Linked DNA regions of Homo sapiens: region 1 is linked to region 2. A link is a contact called in ENCODE Hi-C or POLR2A ChIA-PET data. All regions are on one chromosome and are shown on one strand. Each heading gives the region's core, a stretch centred on a gene start or an enhancer-like site at or near the end of the contact. The rest is flanking DNA. Distances are from core to core; before and after follow the strand shown.

Region 1 (3,896 bases), core at 544-3,043, 87 kb after region 2:
CATCTCTACTAAAAATGTACAAAATTAGCTGGAAATAGTGGCAGGTGGCTGTAATGCCAGCTACTTGGGAGTCTGAGGCAGGAGAATCGCTTGAACCTGGGAGGCGGAGGTTGCAGTGAGCCGAGATTGTGCCACTGCACTCCAGCCTGGGTGACAGAGTGAGATTCCGTCTCAAAAACAACAACAACAACAACAACAACAAAATCAACCACAAGAAATAACTGAGACTGGGTAATTTATAAAGAAAAGAGGTTTAATTGGCTCACAGTTCCACAGGCTATACAGAAATCGCTGTGACATCTGCTTTTAGGGAGGCCTTAAGGAGCTTTAACTCATGGTGGAAGGCAAAGTGGGAATAGAAAGTTCACATGGTTGGCCGGGCACAGTGGCTCATGCTTGGAATCCCAGCACTTTGGGAGGCCAAGGCAGGCGGATCACCTGAGGTTGGGAGTTCAAAACCAGCCTGGCCAACATGGTGAAACCCCGTTTCTACTAAAAATACAAAAATTAGCCGGGCTTCATGGCAGACACCTGTAAACCCAGCTACTCAGGAGACTGAGGCAGTATAATCACTTGGGCCCAGGAGGTGGAGGTTGCAGTGAGCTAAGATCACACCACTGCACTCCAGCCTGGGTGACAGAGCGAGACTCCATCTCAAAAAAAAAAAAATAAAATAAAGTTCACATGGCAAAAGCAGGAACAAGAGGGAGAGTGAGGTGCAACGCACTTTTAAACAACCAGATCTCAGGAGAACTCACTCACTGTCACGAGAACAGCACCGAGGGGAAGTTGCTAAACCACTCGTGAACTCGGCCTCCATGATCCAATTGCCTTGCTCCAGGCCCATCTCCGACACTGGGGATTACAATTCAACATGAGATTTGGTGGGGACACAGATCCAAACCATATCACTGGGATAGGCCCTAATCCAATATGACTGATGTCCTATAAGAAAGGAAATTTGGACCCAGACACAGAGGGAAGATGATGTGAAGACACAGACAGGAGACAGCCATCTACAAACCCAGGAGAGAGGCCTCAGAAGGAACCCACTGTGCCAACACCTTGATCTTGGACTTCCAGCCTCCAGAAAGTTGAGAAAATAAATGTCTGTTGTTAAAGCCACTCAGTCTGCGGTATTTTTTATGACAGCCTGAGCCAACTCCTACAGTGTGAGTCATGATCTAGACTAGTGGACTTCATACTTTTTGACTACACCCAACAGTAACAAATTTATTTTGCGTTGTGATCCCAAATGAGCATGCACATTGGAAATCGAAGCATCACTTTCTCTTACGATGTGCAAGTCTCTCTCATCTTTTGCATTTTTTTCATTTTATTCTATTTTGTTCTTTTTTTCAAAACTGACGTTGTGACTCACTAAATTAATATCAATGATGGGTCACCACCGGGTGGGTCCCAGAGTTTGACCTAACACCAGGTGATGAGTCTGTGTCATGTAGGAGCCGAGACAGGGTGACAGGCCAGGACTGGGGAAGTGGACGTTTGCTCAGGGAAGACTCCCTTCTCCTGGTGCAGTGACCTTCATCACAGCCCTTCCCTTCTTTCTTCTCAGAATTGATTTTACCCTCTCCATGCAGCTAAACTATGAAATTCAGGTGTGTGGGTCAATGCTCGGTGCACCTGTGTTGCAGTGGACACAGTGTTTGGGGCTATCTTCTTCCTTTTTGTAACCTGATCTTGCTTTGGGGCAATCTCGTTTCCTCTGATGTGTGATTTGGGGGGAGGTGGTGGCATATTCTCACCCATATTCCCTCTCCCCACCTCTGCGGCCACCAGGAGGCAGCATGTGGCTCTCACTGCCTGAAAGAGCCTGTCCCCGGTGCTTTGACTACGAATCAGGAGGCCCAGGGACAGGGGTGGGGGTAGAGGTCATCTTATCCCCAAAGCCACTGGCCTAGCCTGCCCCTTTGTGCTGTGCCCTGCCCCCCAGCGCCACTCATAGCACGTCCCCGAGCCCCAGAGAGCCTGCTGACACCATCTGTTTTCTGTTTCTCACGGTCAAGGGCAGTTTCTGTTTCTCACGGTCAAGGGCAGTTTCTGTTGCTCGCAACCGAGATTCTGACTGCTACTGATAGGTACATTTAAATGGAATCCATGAAAATATCATCTCCCACCACAGCCCAAAGTAGGTCCTTCGTGGGTTGCAAGTTACACTAGAGAGATCTGGTGGGGTGGTGGGGTGGGCTTAACACATTGCCGTAAACTTAATCCAGATTAAACACTGGCCACATCGAGGAAACAAAACAAACAGCTGCATGTCACAGGTAAGCAAGCTCTTCTCCGCACCAAGGAAGGGAGGATAGCAGAAACTTCCTGCCCGTCTCTCAGAAGCTGCGAGGTGTGAGGCCCCCAAAGCATCGCTTCAGTGGTGCAAGGTGCCTCCTGCCAAGGGACAAGGCACGTGTTGGCTTTACTGAATTTGTGCATTCATCTAGAGCGGAGTGGGCAAACTAGCGCCTCCGAGCCACATCTGGCGGGATGCCTGTTTTTGTAAATAGAGCTTTATTGGGTCCCAGCCACGCATGTTGGATTACATGTTGTCTCTGGACGCCTTCCTGCTCCAGCGGCACAGTTGAGCAGCTGCCTCAGAGATGGCCCAGCTGCAAAGCTGAAAATATTTACTATCTGGCTCTTGACAGGAAAAAGGTTGCATCTTCTGACTGAAGGCAGAAATACCCAAACAGGCTGGGAGACAGTGTGGCCTGTCCTGCTGGGTATCCAGCCCCCAAATCACTCCCAATTTCTTCCTGTCCGTTATTTTATTTTAAAATGTTATTTTAGCTTCTAAACGAGTAGTAAATTTCACGTGCTTCAAATCAAAATTAAATCAATGCAAAAAGTCCTGTTTCTTTGCCTCCCCAACAAACACCGTGTTCCAAGAAATGCCAAGCCTGAAGAAGAATGAAGGTAGGTCTGAAATTTTCAGAGGCCCAAGCAAGACTCTGGAATCTCTCGGAGCAAATATAAACCTCCCCAGGCCAGAGCACTATTGTCTCTGAATGACTGTGACTTTCCAGAGATGCTGGGCCAGGGGATCGCCAGTTTTGGAGCGCTTTAAGAATCACTGTACGAGCTTGGTAACAATGCACATTGAGAGTGCATCTCAAGCCCAGATCTTGGTTTCCAACAGTTCCCAACAGGTAGAACCAGGGCTCTTTGGAGAAATGGCTCATTATAGGACAAAGGGCAGGAAGATACAAAATAATCCTGGAGCACCTTGTAGTGCCAGAAAGTAAGGAAATAATAAAAATAAAATAAAACAATAAAAAAGCAAAAACCGTGTGGGTAGCTCATGCCTGTAATCCCAGCACTTTGGGAGGCTGAGGCAGGAGGATCGCTTGAGCCCAGAAGTTTGAGACCAGCCTGGGCAGCATAGGGAGACCCTGTCTCTACAAAAAAATAAGTAAATAAACAAAATTAGCTGAGCATGGTGGTGTGCATCTGTGGTCCCAGCTACTCAGGAGGCTGAGGTGGGAGGCTAGCTTGAGCCAAAGAGGTCAAGGCTGCAGTGAGCTATGATCACACCAGCCTGGGTGACAGAGTGAGAGCCTGTTTCTAAAAAAAATAAAGGGCAGGGAGAGAAAAGAAATATCCGATCATCAATTCCTGTCCCAGAGTGGCAGAGAAGGGGAGGGGAAATTATCTGGGATTAAAAGATGGTTTAGATGACTGACGCAGTCATTTGCCAACAACTGTTTGAATACGTAGCAGAATCTCTTTTGATTTGTTTTATGATCAATGAGACCACTCTTGGAAGCAGTGATATTAAAATTTAGAATGGGTTGGGCGTGGTGGCTCACGCCTGTAATCCCAGCACTTTGGGAGGCCAAGGCCGGTGGATCACTTGATGTCAGGAGTTCAAGACCAGCCCG
Region 2 (3,681 bases), core at 514-3,013:
TTCTGGGATTTGATTGATGATTGTCTTTACAAGTTAACTGAGTTTTATCAAAGATGTTTGATGCAGCACACAGTGGCTCACACCTGTAATCCTAACACTTTGGGGAGGCCAAAGCGGGAGGATCACTTGAGCCCAGGAGTTCAAGACCAGCCTGGGCAACATAGTGAGAACCCCATCTCTACAAAAAATGTAAAAACTGGCTGTGAGTGGGGGCACACAACTGTAGTTCCATCTATTCAGGAGGCTGCGGTGGGAGGTTGAGGCTGTAGTGAGCCCTGATTGTGCCACTGCACTCCAACCTAGGTAACAAAGTAAGACCCCATCTCAAAAAAAAAGACAAGAAAAGAAAAAAGTTTGTATTAGTCTACCTCCAGAAAATAAGTCATGCTTTTATGTGATTGTGTCTCCGTGAATCTGGCTTTTCATTTTTTGTTCATTCATTACCCATCAGTATTCTGAATTTCCACCTATTCTAAAGTGTTTTGTAACAACTACTTTTATTCCATCTTTTCAAATTAGTTACAAAGTTCCTGGAGTTTTTGAACTATTGTACTCAGGTTTCCTTGGATTCATACCTTCTTTTTTTTTTTGAAAGTGAGTCTTGCTCTGTTGCCCGGGCTGGAGTACAGTCATGTGTTCTTGACTCATTGCAAACTCCGTCTCCTGGGCGTAAGTGATACTTCCACTTCTGCCTCCTGAGTAGCTGGAACTACAGGTGCATGCCACCATGCTCTGCTAATTTTTGTGGTTTTTTTGTGTGTATGTGATGGAGTTTCGCTCTTGTTGCCTAGGCTGGAGTGCAATGGCGTGATCTTGACTCACTTCAACCTATACCTCCCAGGTTCAAGTGGTTCTCCTGCCTCACCCTCAGCAGCTGGGATTACAGGCATGTGCCACCATGCCTAGCTAATTTTTTTTGCATTTTTATTAGAGACGAGTTTTACCATGTTGGCCAGGCTGGTTTTGAACTCCTGACCTCAGGTGATCCACCTGCCTCAGCCTCTTAAAGTGCTGGGATTACAGCCATGAGCCACCACGCCCAGCCTATTTTTGTGTTTTTTGTAGAGACAGGGTTTCACTATGTTGCCCAGGTTTGTCTCGAACCCCTGGGCTCAAGTGATCTACCCGCCTCGGCCTCCCAAAGTACTAGGATTACAAGTGTGAGCCACCGTGCCCAGCATGATTCCTTATATAAATTTTTATGGTGGCATCAAGAAAGCAGTGTTTTATAGTTGAGGGGATTTTGCTCCGTTGACTGTGACAACCATAGCTGCAGTTTAAAATCAAAGTGAATTTTCATCTTCTCAAATACTAGAGTTTTGGCACTACCTACTGCTTCTCTAGGAAATTGCAAATCTAGACACAGTGTGAATAGCAACTGGCAGTTTCTCTACTCTGACCCAGCATGGAGCTTTACTCTGTTGTAGTCAGATTATTATTTTCAAGAGAAGTGAGAAAAATGTTATCTCATTCCTTGCTTTCACCAGAGAATGGCAACAAATCTTCCTCTATTGGTTAGGAATGTGTTTGGCTGCAAGTAACAAACAAACTTAAGTATAGTTTCTTTTCAACAATAAACAGTGGGGCTTATTTTTCTTACATATTAAAAAAATTCAGATTTAAACACTATAGTGATTTAAGAGTGACATCTCTGTGAGTCTCAGCCTTTCTCTCCTGGTCACAAGATGCCTTTGAAACTCTAGCCATCACTGTGAATTGGCATACCGTGGAAGGGTGCCAGTTTCTTGGAGAGGAATACCATGCACTGTTTACCAGTCCTGTGGGAGGGCTCTAAACACCTTGCCAATTTCTACTATTTCCAGATCTGGTAGGTTCCCAGATCTGGCTGGAAGCTTTGTACAAACCCAGCTGCCAGTGGTTCAGCATAAACCAAGCTACCAGCAGCTTTGCACAAGCCTGCCTACAGGAGTATGCATCCGGGAGACAAAGCACACACAAATTGGGCAAAGCACCTTAGGCAGCGAGACTCCACAGAAGCCTAGGATCTGGGTTGAGCCAGTCCACCAAGACTCAGTCAAGGCACTCCAGGCAGGCAGAGTCCTGTCTGCTCATGGCTCTCTTCACCCTGCAGCGGAGGGATTATGAAAGCACCCTGATCTGGGTTTTATAACCTGGAGGCTACTTGGCTTATTGAGCTCAAGTGTTGTAAGAGATCTTGTCCTAGGAGGGGTGAGGACAAAGCCCGAGCTATTCAGGACAGTCCCTCTTGGTACAGTCTGTCCAAGAAGAGAATTGCAAACAAGAAGGGAGAGAGCTGAGTTCAGCAAGGCCCTTGAGGGACTTGTCTCCCTCCAGTCATCTCCATTCAAGGCAAGAAGTGAAGAGGAAGGGGGAGCCAGCCTCCTAACTCATTTTGTCAGGAAAGCAGAAGCTTCCCTACCAACTCCTGTTTATGTCTGAGCATCTAGAACTTATCACATAACCAATGCTAGCTCTAAGGAGTGCTGGGAGAACAGGGAACAGGATCTATGACCTGAGGCTGAGAAGTCAGCCAGCCTAGAGAAAATCAGGATTCCAATCGCAAAGATGAAGGAAAGGATGGAAAATGGGAAAAGAACTGAAGGTGCCTTCTGCATCCCTGTTCCTAAAACGGTTATAGAGCCCTGGCTTCAAATTCCTTTAGACCACTAAAACCTCTCTCCTTTTTGAGACGGCCTCACTCTGTTGCCCAGGCTGGAGTGCAGTGGTGTGATCACAGCTCATTTCAGCCTGGACTTCCCAAGCTCTAGTGATCCTCCCACTTCAGCCCCCCAAGTAACTGGGACTACATGCACGCACTACCATGCCTGGCTAATTTTTGTGGTTTTTTGTAGAGACAGGGTTTTGCCACATTGCCTAGGCTAGTCTCAAACTCTTGGCCTCAAGCGATCCACCTGCCTCGGCCTCCCAGAGTGCTAGGATTATAGGTGTGAGCCACTGCGCCTGGCAATAACCTTCTTAAATCAGCACCAACCATTCTTTTTTCTATTCCTGCTAATAAAAGGCCATAATTTTGTCCGCCTTTAACTCCTGCCCCACCTTTTCTTACAGGTGTGTTTATCTATCGATCATCCTCAGAAGGTCTTAATTATGGGTGAAGCTCTTGACCTGGGAACCTGTAAAGCCAAGAAGAAGAATGGAGAGCCGTGCACGCAGACTGTGAATTTGGTTGGTTTCAGCCTTGTTAGGATGGTTTCTGCTAAAGAAAAGAACAGTTAGGAATAAACTGTTGGTGCTTTAGCTGTGATGACCAGTTTGGAACTGAGTTTCCCACTTAAAGGAAGAGTCAAAATGAGAAAATTTAATGTGTGGTTAATAACTGCCAGTTTAAAAAAGTGAGGGCAGGGGAAAGGTGAGGGGATTTAACCTCTTAGGAAAGTGATCTTTTATCTGACCAAGAAGTTTAAGACAGAATTTTTGTTTGCCTTTAATTCTTGTAATTCCACAGAGCAAACATGATGAAATACAATGAAAATTGTATTTTAGCCTATATTTTAACTCCATTATACCTTTTCTTAGGGCTTTTTAAAAAATAATAGCTTCATTTAGGTATAATTCACATACCATGCAATTCACCCTTTTAAAGTAAGCAATTCAGGCCAGGTGTGGTGGCTCACTCTTGTAATCTCAGCACTTCGGGAGGTCGAGGCGGACAGATCATCTGAGATCAGGAGTTTGAGA

What was found. Hi-C counts contacts between places; a loop is a spot of excess contacts on that map. ChIA-PET counts read pairs that join two places held with the same protein, here RNA polymerase II (POLR2A). Pooled maps may share reads with other maps.
Region 1: a loop to region 2 is called in a pooled map, with 2.2 times the contacts of the local background. The contact joins two enhancer-like sites. A Hi-C loop is called at or near these places in 5 of 37 single-sample maps with no recorded cell type and 2 of 50 pooled maps. POLR2A ChIA-PET finds 5 or more read pairs at or near these places in 5 of 52 experiments (GM12878, H1, T-cell and 2 more).

What each region holds. Positions count from the first base shown.
Region 1 is chr10:13,269,903-13,273,798 of GRCh38, forward strand. No RefSeq gene overlaps it. Among named protein-coding and RNA genes, the nearest start is that of PHYH, 28 kb to the right of the region's middle. Within about 2 kb of position 1,794, at least 15 of the 41 ENCODE cell types and tissues checked have a DNase peak (open chromatin) inside an H3K27ac peak, as active enhancers do.
Region 2 is chr10:13,183,113-13,186,793 of GRCh38, forward strand. It overlaps MCM10 (minichromosome maintenance 10 replication initiation factor), which reads left to right. Exons shown (of 20, transcript NM_018518.5): 9 at 3,052-3,168. Among named protein-coding and RNA genes, the nearest start is that of MCM10, 23 kb to the left of the region's middle. Within about 2 kb of position 1,764, at least 2 of the 41 ENCODE cell types and tissues checked have a DNase peak (open chromatin) inside an H3K27ac peak, as active enhancers do.